2 separate regions of the Homo sapiens genome follow, and region 1 is linked to region 2. A link is an interaction called in ENCODE POLR2A ChIA-PET data of the cell type or tissue named here. Cell type or tissue: GM12878. All regions are shown on one strand. Each heading gives the region's core, and the rest is flanking DNA. Links, peaks and the distances in the headings are about the cores only.

Region 1 (5,793 bases), core at 805-4,804, 76 kb before region 2:
CTGGCCAAAGATGGGTGATATCACCTAAGGGCGGGCCCTGTGCTAGGCACTGTGCCATGCCATTTGCTTGCAACAATCTTTATCCTCATTTTACAAAGGAGAAAACAGAGGCACAGAAAGTATCCTCCCCACAGTCAGCCAGCCCAAGAGGAGCCAAGATTTGAACCCATGTCCGCGTGGCTCCAGATTCACAGGGTTAGCCCGGAGCACCATTGCTTCCAGGGAGGAACATATGACAGGGACTCAGGAGACCTCGCAGGACGTCTGCTGCTCAGGCACCATGACAGTTACACAGCTCAAAGGTTCTGAGTATCTGGGGGGTCGTGGACTCTTGAGAATTTCACAAAGTTATGTCCCCAGAGGAATGCACATATACACAGAGTTTTACACAAGCACCTAGGGGTCTACTCCCCAGTCCCTACTTTATCTGCTAATTTAGAATAAACATCTTAGCACTAGGTGGTTCTTGAGATCTTTCATCGTATGATTCAGGAAGCAGGAAAGAAACAGTAATAGAAACAAAATGTTGCAAGTACTTTCCTACAAGTGCAGTTTATTCCTAAATTTTAAGATTGGCCCCACATGGATGGAATGAGATTTCTTCTATTTGACATCATCTTTAGGAGGAAAGATTTTCAGTACAAAATCAGCTCCTGAAAATTATCTTTCTTTTTTAAAAATTCAGGATATAATTTCCAACATCTAGAAAATAACATTCTCTGTCCACAGTCCTTATCCTCTCTCTCCAGAGGGAATCACAATCCTGAATTTGGCACTTTTCATTTCCATGATAGTTTCTAGGACTTTACTTCATATACACACATGCTAGTGAATAGCAAAAGTGTTATTTTACATACTTTCAAACTTTACATAAATGGTATCACTTGCTTTTTTTTTTCATTTACCATTGGGCTTTTGAGATATATCAGTGTTGATATATGTAGCTGTATTTCATTTATCTTAACTGCTGTATAGTATTTAATTATCATTATCCATTTTTCTGGGTTTGGAATTTAGTTTATTTCTACATTTTTGCTATTATAAACTAAGCTGCAGTGAAATTTCTGTGCATATATTCTTGTGCAAATACGTGAAGGTTTCTTTCAGGCGTAGCCATGGAAGTGTAGTTGCTGGGCAAAGGATAGATGCACGTTAACTGCATTACATCCCGAGACATTGCTCCTGAAATGGTTCTAGCAGGAATGAGAATCCTCTTTGTTTCACTTTCTGATCATCCCTTGGTAGTATCAGATGTTTAAATTTTTGCCCATCTAGTGGGTTATGTGAGTTACTCACATAACTGAGTGGTTTCTCAGAGAATTCATAACAGAAAAAAATGTAATTAATTGGATGGTTCAGCTATGAGCAATATCTTACAAGATTATAATAATGTAAATCCTTAATACCACTGCAACCAAATATTCTGAGAGAAACCTATTTGGAGGGTGAGGGGTGAAGAAGTGTGTGTTTGAGTGTGTGTGTGTGTGTGTGTGTTGGTGGCCATCTAACAAAGACTGAGTTACAGTGTTCTATACTAGGTCAATACGATAAGGTCTAAAATTGAAAAAACATTCATAATTATGTTGTTTTAATAATATGGCAGTAAATATCAGAAACACAAGGGCTAAAGACTTGAGAATGGTTGTTTCCAGGAAGCAAGACTTGTGGGTGGGGCAGTTTACTGCTATCGGTTGTTGTAAGCCTTGTCATTCTGGTTGACTTTGTTTTCCCTCAATTCCATGCACAACAGGAGCAATGGGGCCCTCTGTCCACGCAGCCCACAGCAGCCCGGGAGCCCCCAGCCCTCCTCACTGCCAGGCCATCCTCACCGGGAGAATGGGAAGCAGCAGCGGTTCCCTCACAAAGGAGCTTGGGGTGGCTGCCACTCTCCACTGCCACCAGAACCCAAGAGCAGTGGATTCCCAGTGTCCCCACGAGCTGTGTGGTCCATGATGAGGTACTGGGCTGGGTTTCTTGGTCCCTGCATGTTTTCAATGTCCAGCATCACCTAGTGCAGCCTGGGATGCCTGGGGAAGTGAAGCACTGAGTCAGCACACTGTGACCTCCCTCTCTTCATGCTTCCCTCCTTACCCCCTTCTTCCTGTCCCTATTTCCCTCCCTTCCTTCCCTATATTCTAATGGATAAGAAAGGAGTAGTTAGAGGAAGCAAGTGGAAGCCCTGCTGCCTGCCTGTGATGGGGTGTGGGTCCCTGCAGCCTCAGGCATCAGAAGATGGGCGCCCTACGTTTCCTGGGGGAGGAGAACGTTCTCCCTCCCCTTCTCCTGCCTCTCTCTCTCTGCTCTTTGTGTTTGATCTGAATTTATTACAGTCCAAATATGGGAGGAAACCCAGAGGACTCTTCCTTTCTGAAATGTTTTTGAAGATGTATGAAAATCTTTACAGCACATGACTGTCTTTATTTTCTTCCTTTTTTGTGATATTTTGACCTAGCTGTGAAAATTAGCATGGATTTATCAGCACAGGTGTTGCTCCCTAAATTAGGCTGTCTCTAAAATGTTTCAGGCCACAGACAAGTCAGAATATAACAGATATATGTTAAAAGATAAACTGAGGCACATTAAAAAGCTAAAGAGTTTATTTGAGCAGACAGTGAATAATGAATTGGGCAGCTCCAGACTGCCAGTGCTTTGGGGCTCCCCTGCTGGGACAGGGTGTGGGGAAGCTTTTATAGGGCAAACGCAGAAACAGAGCAAAGGAAATATTTGATTGGTTAAAGGGGAGTAGTAGCCCTATGTGGATCATTCCAGTGGAAAGTCCCTAGTTAGAGGTTAGTTAGTGGTTAAGCTTGGTTTCATTTTACCATTTACACTGAGTTGAGTTTCTCTGCTGATGTAGGGATGCAGGGTGCCAGAGTCACCTTAGCCTAATGACCTCTCAATTAGTTTAACATATGGAAATTCCATTCATAAGATTAGCACTTTACCACTTCAGATTGCTGTTGTTACTCTTCTGTGTAGTCCCTTAAAACTCCCTCTTTCTGCAGTCTTTGTTTCCAGTTATTCTTGCCTTTGCCTATGTTTGTTTTTTTATCTTGCCCCATTCATTCATTCTTTTGTTCATTCATCAATAAATATCTGTTGAGGGGCTGACAAGTGCCAGGCATGTTCTAGGCACCAGGAGTGTCCTGGTAAATAAGAAAGACAAGGTCCTTGCTCTTGTGTAGCTTTTCTTCTAGTAGAGGAAGGTAGACAATAAATAATCAACACTGACTGAACAATGTGAGTGCTCAGAAGAGAGTTAGGCAGGGTGTGATGGAGAGTGATGGCTTAGCCTGGGGGCATTTGGGTTGGTTGGCCAGGGAAGGCTTCCAAATCCTCCTGAATGAGGTGAATTGCCAGTGAAGATGTGCAGGGATCTGGCAGAGGGTTCCAGGCTTGAGGATCATAGCAAATTGGGAGGAGAAGGGGTGAGGGCAAGGAGGGGGCAGGGCACAGGTGAAGGGCTGTGCTGGCTGTGGAAGCAGGTTTGGATTTTATTCTGAGGGGAATGGGAAGATACTGGAGTTTGTGTGTGTGTGTGTGTGTGTGTGTGTGTGTGTATAGACAGTTATGATAACATTTCTTTTAAAAACGTTCCCTCTGGCCTCTTCGTGGTGCAGGCTGTTGGGGGCAATCATGAAGGAGGGAAAAGGGTTAGGAGGCTTTCACACAAGCTGAGTGAGGGAAAGGGGGTCTTAGCTGAGAGTCATGGAAACTGCAATGAAGAGATGAGGTGGATTTGAGATACATTTCTGATACAGACCCAATAGGACTCGCTAATTAATGTTTGTGATGATGGGGAGAGGGAAAGGAAGGAAACAAGGATTTCCAAGTTTCTGGCTTAACCAGGTGGGTGGATGGTGGCATTAGTTACTAAGTGGAAAAATTAGGGGAGTAATAGATTTTCTGGGGGTTGGGGAGAGAATAAAATCATAATAATGCATGAAATTCCCAAGGAAAAGGGAAGAGGAATAAAGGGTTAAAACACTGAGAAAATCTGGACATTTTTGTTGAGGGCCATGGAGGGAAAGAAGGTGAAACAATTGGGGAAATCGTGAATTTTTTAAATGGAGGCTAAAGGAGTACAGAGATCACTGGAGATGTTTAAGGTGGGACAGAAGCTAGGCTGCCATGTGACTATGAACTTGGTTAGGGCAGGTTCATGCCAGGGTGTCTCATAGATGTGTTGCCAGCTCCTGTCACAGTGTCTGGCCGATAACAGCTGCTTAAATATTTGTGACATGGATCAGTTGATGAGTGGATGATAAGAAAGTGTTGGAAATTAAGCATAGATGGAACATTTTCAATAAATTTGCCAATGAAGAAATGGGGAAAAGGTTGTTAGTGGGAGGAATGTTCATTTTTCTTTTCAGACGTGTGTGTGTGTGTGTATCCTTAGATAACCTGTAGAGAGGAGAGATGAATGATGCTGGAGCAGAAAGGGTAGGAAGAAATATGAATTCCTCTGGTATGCTGCTAATTGTTTAATAACTGGCTCTCCAAAGAACGGGACTCCTGATTTGTAGTGTTTGCTAATGTAAATACTCCCACTGTGGCTGATTGCAAGCTACGAGTGTGACTTCACTGACCATGGAGTTGTGAGAGCTGTCATAGTCCGCCATGATGCCATGTTTCTACCAGACGGATGCAATAGACATAAATAACCTCAAAAGCATAGATAATAGCAAAGTGAAGCAAAAAGCCAACTCAAGAGTAGTGAGCTTTGAATATGTACTACCTTGTTTAAAATATGACATATTTAATTTTAAGTTTATTTACTTGAATTTTTAATAATGGCTGTTTTTTAAGTAAGCGACTTGTAAAATTCCTAAAACTTTGTCAGCTCTTCCAAACCAGTGTCAGCCAGTTCCAGCACACCAGTGAGAAGGTCCCTCAGTAGGGGGAAGAAAACTTTCTATTATCCAACTACTATGTACCAGAAAGGGGGCTAGCATGTCCCATGTGTTATTCTATCCAACCACTGTGGTATCACTTTTAGGGTAGATGTTGTAACTCCCATTGCTATGAAGAAACTGAGGCTTAGAGGTTAAAAAACCTTGTCCAAGTTCACATAGTAAGTGGTAGGGTCAGGATTGGAACCCAGACTGTTTGACTCCTAAACTTGTGCTTTGACCATTTACTGTGCTCTAAAGCCCAGAGTCCAGAGCGAGGGCTAAGCTTTGGGGAAGAGGCAGGGTGCTTGTTTGATTTCTATGTGGAGCTGGCCTCTCCATTGAACTCTCAGCAGGTACAAAGATTCTTGTAGTCATCTCGGGTTCCACAAATGAGACACCTCTTGACTTGCTTCAGTATGGGGTATTGGTGCTAATACATTGAGCTAGGTGACATGCTTTGTAGATTACTTTTTCATCTTTTTAACCTCAGGTAGCAGGCTATTTTAGAAAGAGTGATGATTGGAGAGCAGCAGATAGCACAGCTGGAATTGGGCCGGATTCTCACTAAGTTAATGTATTTATGGTCCCGGACCATCTTCCCCCAATGGAAAGTTGTCATATATGTTTTCTCTTTGGAAAACAAAAAACAAAAAACAGTGTCATACCTTTGAGTATATATTTGATTACTGTTACAATTACTTTTGAAAATTGTGCTTGTACTTTTGTCAGAAGGTGATCAGGTAAAGCAAATAAAAGTTGGAAGAGGCAACGTTATCATAGTTCTTAAGATCTCTGACTCTGCAGACAGAGTGTTTAAATCATGGCTCTATCACTTACTTGATCCCAGACGAGTTATTTGATCTCTGTGAGCCTCAGTTTTCTCATCTCTCAAAGGGTG
Region 2 (5,793 bases), core at 828-4,827:
AGAGATTAACAACAATAACATAATAAAATAGAGCAATTATAGCCATATGGCAGCATCGCTGCTTTTGCATGTGTGGGGCATTATTAAGTAAAATAAGGGTTCCTTGAGTACAAGCACTGTGATGCTGCGGCAGTCGATCTGATAACTGAGCTGGCTGCTACATCACTAATGGGTGAACAGAGTGGATATGCCGGACACAGGGAGGATTCACTTCCCAAGTGGGACCAAGTGGGATAATGTGAGATTTCATTATGCTACTCGGAACAACTTAAAAGGCATGTGATTTAAAACTTATGAATTTTTTCTTTCTGGAATTTTCCATTTCCTATTTTTGGACGGCAATTGACTGCAGGTAACTGAAACTGCAGATAAAGGGGGCTACCGCGGTATAACGATGGAATAGTTGTCTTTTGTAAATGAAGAAATTAAATCATTTAGTTGTCTGAGAATGGCTCATACAGTAGGATTAATTCATTTATCTTGTTTGGGTTGCTTGTGCTTCTATGCATATTTTATGGCACATATTTTATGTATGGAAATAACTGCAGGATGTGCTTATTAGTGAGTAGGCCCATTGGTCCTGTTAAGATGTGGTAAGAACAAAAACAAATAAACAACAACAAAAAAATCACAAGGTACTAAACAGACATGCAGATAAAGGGTTATTCATGCTGCAAATCTGATTTTATTTTTATTTGTAATAACCTTGATCCTGAAACCCATTACATTGACTAGATAAAGAAGAGAAACAGCAAAATTAGAGGCCAGTGAATTTATTTATGCTGTTTTCTTGAAGGTGGAACTGAAAATCCTAATGGCTTAAAATGATAAATGCTTTTAGGCAGAGGGATATCTGTGTGCCTGTCAGTACTTTCATTTCCACAGAAGGACCAGACTTGGACCTTGTCTGCATCTCCTCTGGAGGGCCTGATGTGAATTGTATTATTTTGGCCCTCAAATCATATTATAGGAGGACAGGATGTTTTTCTTCTTCACACACTGTGGCATGCCAGCCAGCTCTGTCAAGACTTAATGACTCCCCAACTGCCCACACTGATATGGCCTGGCTTCAGGGTTCATTCCAGCATGCCCACAAAATGCTTCATTTGGCTGCACGAGGGCATCATCTTCTATCAGTTTCTCATAGAGTGCTAGTTAGAAAATTGGTGATCAATCATGATTTTTAATCCCCTGCCTAGTGGAATTAGCACCATTTGCCGTGTCCTCACGTCTTGAAGAGAGACTGTGCCCAGTGCATCGCTCCTGGAGGTGACCTTTCGTTTGAAGGCAGAGTGTAGATGGGATCCCTGGAAATCGATCTCTGACTGACTATGGCAGGAATGCAGGCATCAGGTTTCCTACTTGAGCAAAGGATGTATCAAAATATATGCTCTGGAGTTTGATTCTCTCCTGATTAACATCTATTGCTTTTGTCAGTCTGAAGTATTCGCTTAACTTTTACAGTTTGGTTCTTTTGTCAGAGTAAGAGACCACTGAGTGCTGATAATAGTGATAGGACCCAGAAAATTGGAGTCTTCATATTTAAGGAGAGTGGGAATCATTTTGGATAATCTTATAGTCAATAAAGCTTGCATATACAAGGAAAAGGTAGTAAAAGAAAGTTACATAAAATAGGAAAACTCACAAACTTTTAAATTAAGTCCTAACCAATATTTAAAAATTAAAATGGATATCTGACACACGTAGCAGTGTATGAACAGATAAATGTTTCAAAATTACAAGTGTGAGGTTTTGGAATTTTAGTTTTGTTGAATGTTTAGGTTATTTGCAGCTAAGATTATTTAGGCACTATTGTGTCCATCCTTTATAGATATGGTGTGCTTTAAAATGAAAACCATCAAATTCCTTTTAATTAATGGCGTAAGCTTGATTCAATTTCGTTTTTGAAATATCAGCTTCTGTTAGAATCAACCAGGCAGCTTTATCATCCACTAAACAAAGTCATTATAATTCCATTGATTGCACACAGAGGGGGACTCTGTACAGTCTTAATGGTTATTAAACCCTTGTCTCTTCCTTCCCTCCTTTCCATTTTGTTACTTTCATGGAACAATGCTATTAAGAATACCTTATATTGGCTCATCCAAGTTAGATGAAAAGATTTGTCTGACAGCTGGAAAGCGTGGGTGAGAAAATTCTAGTTCTCATGTTTTCAGAATTAACAAGTTGAACCAATTAGTAGATATCTTCCACCAGAGAAACACTCGTTTTTGATTAAACTCTTATTCACAAGAAACAGAAAGTCATGGAGGGTGTGTGTGTGTGTGTGTGTGTGTGTGTGTGTGTGTGTGTGTATTTGCATGTGTGTCCAGGGCACAGAGAAACCACTTTTTTCTTTGACTTTTGCAGAACTACTCCTTAGCAGTTTATTCTACTGTACTGTACCAGCTTACTAGAGGATGGCACACAGGGTGACCAGGTTTTTCCAGGATTGTCCCAGTTTTAGTACTGAAGGTCCTGTGTCCCACGAAGCTCCTTAGTGCCAGGCAAACTGAATGGGTTGGTCACACTGGATGAAAATCCAGCTTCATGTATGAAAATCTCTATGATCTGGAAACTTTAGACTGGAAAACTTTCAGTGGACGTTCAGTTGGACTTGAGTTAAGTTTAGGACAGGAAAATTGTGTTTGTTAAAATAACAGTCTCAAATTGGGCCCTGATGTTTGTGGGGTTTGTAAATGTGGTGTTAAGACTTGTATGGTTAGGATTTTTTTAAACACAGTTTGATGAATTAAATGACTACTGTACAAAGTACCATGCTGAATCTGCAAGGGAAACTTAGCTGAATTAAGACAGAAACCAATGTTATTCTTCATTTTAACATTAAGTTACTTTGCACATGGTCCGGTGACTGGAAATATAGCAACACTGCTGTAATATGTCAGTGAGAAAATGAAATTGGCTGCAAAGAAAATGGAAACATTAGATTAAACAAGCCCCTGTGAAAATCATTAGGACAATGAAGCTGTCTAGTGGGTATTAAGTAATAATCATAGTAGTAGATCAGGGCTGCTGCTGGCCCATTGGGGATCTTTATGCAAAATAGAAAACACTGTGGGCATGAGGCATGGTGGGTGCGTGATGTTTGAGGTGTGGGCACTTCTTGCTCTTTTGAGTAAATTAGGAAAAGGCCCCCCCTTCTTTACGGCAGGTAAAGCCAGTGCCTGGGCACCACAGGTCGTTGAACAGAGCATGGGCTGGATTTGAGCCCTCACAGGCCACCTCCCTCCCTCCTCCTGAGCTGGCTGCCTTGTGCATGGACAACCTTTACAGCTGAACTAAAGGAGTCCCGTCAGCAAGAAGAGTGTTGAATGCTGAATTATAGCTTTGTCTTCTAGGAAAATATTTCGTTCTTTTTTTCTTTTCCTTCCAGGAAGGAGGGAGCTGACAGAACTTGAGAGAGATTAAATCTTTTCCTCTACTAATCCTAGCTGCATTCCTTTACTCATTTGTTTCTGATTGTTTTTTTCTGGTCTTGAAGGATAGGCCATAGGGTTTTAGTATTTTCAGCTGATTTCTGGTTACTATTCTAATAATGCTACTTTGAGCACCTTTATGTGCTGGGCACTGTGGTGAGACACTTGCATATATCATCTCATAGAAATATTTTTGATGACTTTGTAAGGTGGAAATTATCTTGACCTAGGGAGGCTAAAAGGCCTGCGTAGTCTCCTAGCTTATAACTGAATGAGCTGGAATTCAAACCCAGATCTCTGTGACCCCAGGGCCTGTGGTTGCTTCACCACACCAGCTGCCTCTGTGTTGTCAAGAGTACTGTCCTTCGAGAGCATAACATAAAGGGACCCTGAGAAGTCCCTCTGGCAAGGCTGGGCGTGGTGGCTCACACCTGTAATCCCAGCACTTTGGGAGGCCGAGGCTGGCAGATCACCTGAGATTGGGAGTTCGAGACCAGCCTGACCAACCTGGAGAAACCCTGTCTCTACTAGAAATACAAAATTAGCCAGGCATGGTGGTACATGCCTGAAATCCCAGCTACTTGGGAGGCTGAGGCAGGGGAATCGCTTGAACCTGGGAGGCAGAGGTTGTGGTGAGCCGAGATCTCACCATTGCACCCCAGCCTGGGCAGCAAGAGCAAAATTCCATCTCAAAAAAGAAAAAAAAAAAAAAAAAAAAAAAAAGAAGTCCCTCTGGCAGCCATAGCATCTTACACAGAGATAATGAACACTTAGCAAAATGCAATGTTATAAAATTATCTTCTCAATTTTTTTCTTTGGAAACGATAAGTAAAATATAAATAAATATAATTAAATATGTAAATATACATATATGAATAATTGGACAGAGACTGGAATTTCTAGTTCCTTTGGCAACTTTCCTACTTGGGCTTTTTATGTTATGTTTTAAAATGAGTCACTTAGGTCTAGAAGGAAATTAGAAGAATGTTCGAAAAATTATATGAACATAAGAAGCATGCCTTTAAAAATAATCATGTAGACTTAATTATTATGGATTTCTGATTTTCACAATATTGAAAAGCGTTTTACACAAACATTGACATGCTGACAGTTATCTGAATGACAGTTGTTTGCATGCAATGTATGATCTATGCTAAGAGCGGCTGTGATTCTTATTTCTACTCTGAAATCTTAGCTATAGCTTTCTTCTCAGGAGTTTCAAAGCAAGTGAGTATTGGAATTTGAAAATAAAACCAAATTGACTAGAGTTGAAACCTCACATTTTCACTTTTTTCTTAAAGTATAATGTATCTCCCCTCAATGCAAAAAATAGAGTTCCAAGTGAAATAAAACTGAAATCTTCTCAAAGTAAGATTTTTATAAGAAAGTGAATTTATTTTACAGGTGTTTGCCAATATAGTGCAGCAATGACTGGATTCCCCACTTTCTAGCTCTTGTGGCTCTGACAGTCAACCATCCTATCTTAAATTGAAAGGGCATTAGGGGTGGGGGCCAGAAAAGTCAGCTGTTCTCTGGATAGGTTTGTTTGAACCAGGAAAAGTTTTCTTTTTCTCTACATTGTTTACCTCCTTATAACGGGTGTTGCGTTTTATGAGGCCACCTACTTTACTGCAGGCCTTTGTCTGCAGTGCAGCCAAGTGATCTATTTCAGGAGGAGCTGTGGTCTGCAGAAAAGCCCAGGATGCCAAATGTCCTACTTGGCCCCTGAGAGAACTCAGTGTGTACGTGTGTCTGAGAGCTTCTGGATTTATTGTCGTTGTTATTAGAGTTGCTTCAGAGCATGTGAATGAGGATGGGGTGAGAGGAGGGCTATGGAGGGCCCTAGATTGAAAACTAGATTGGAGAAAGTGAATTTGTAGATGTTTAAATGGGACTTTCTCCTCTCTCTGCCCTAAATTGAAGCTGCCTGGATCTGGAGCACAAACCCCAGCCTATGTTCCAGTATAAAGGTGGGATAGAAAGTGAGGTGGGGGAGAGATTCAAATGGACTGACCTGGCCTGCATTCTACATGGATGCAAGAGATGAAGGAGAGACCAAAGCACTGATCTATAATACAAAATGACCCCTCCCACTAGCAATGGACCCCATCAGTGTCCTGGGTACTGACCCTGTGGTTTGAAACTTTTTGGGAGCAAATTAGAGTTGGAAACATGGCAGGGGGCTGTGGAAACATTTTCTTCTGTGTGTACTCCTGCAGGAACTTGATGAGCCCTAAAGACAGGGATGGCACCAGGTAAGCACTGGGCCAGGATGAAGGGACAGTGAACTGCCTGGGTGAAATCATGGATGGCTGAGCCAAGGGAGATGGAGTCACCATCAATCATGTAGGGATGT

What was found. Peaks named below come from ENCODE experiments on the same cell type or tissue, not always from the same donor. Only the 100,000 strongest peaks of a DNase experiment are listed, where the experiment ranks them.
Region 1: POLR2A ChIA-PET joins it to region 2 with 11 read pairs; 3 of 35 experiments call an interaction of 5 or more read pairs at or near these places.

What each region holds. Positions count from the first base shown.
Region 1 is chr12:29,747,830-29,753,622 of GRCh38, reverse strand. It overlaps TMTC1 (transmembrane O-mannosyltransferase targeting cadherins 1), which reads left to right. Exons shown (of 18, transcript NM_001193451.2): 5 at 1,751-1,957. Among named protein-coding and RNA genes, the nearest start is that of TMTC1, 33 kb to the left of the region's middle. In GM12878, for the core only: no CTCF peak of the experiment used is centred there; a DNase peak (open chromatin) is centred at 2,822; H3K4me3 peaks cover 414 bases.
Region 2 is chr12:29,672,112-29,677,904 of GRCh38, reverse strand. All of the region lies in intron 5 of TMTC1 (transmembrane O-mannosyltransferase targeting cadherins 1), which reads left to right. Among named protein-coding and RNA genes, the nearest start is that of TMTC1, 110 kb to the left of the region's middle. In GM12878, for the core only: no CTCF peak of the experiment used is centred there; no DNase peak of the experiment used is centred there.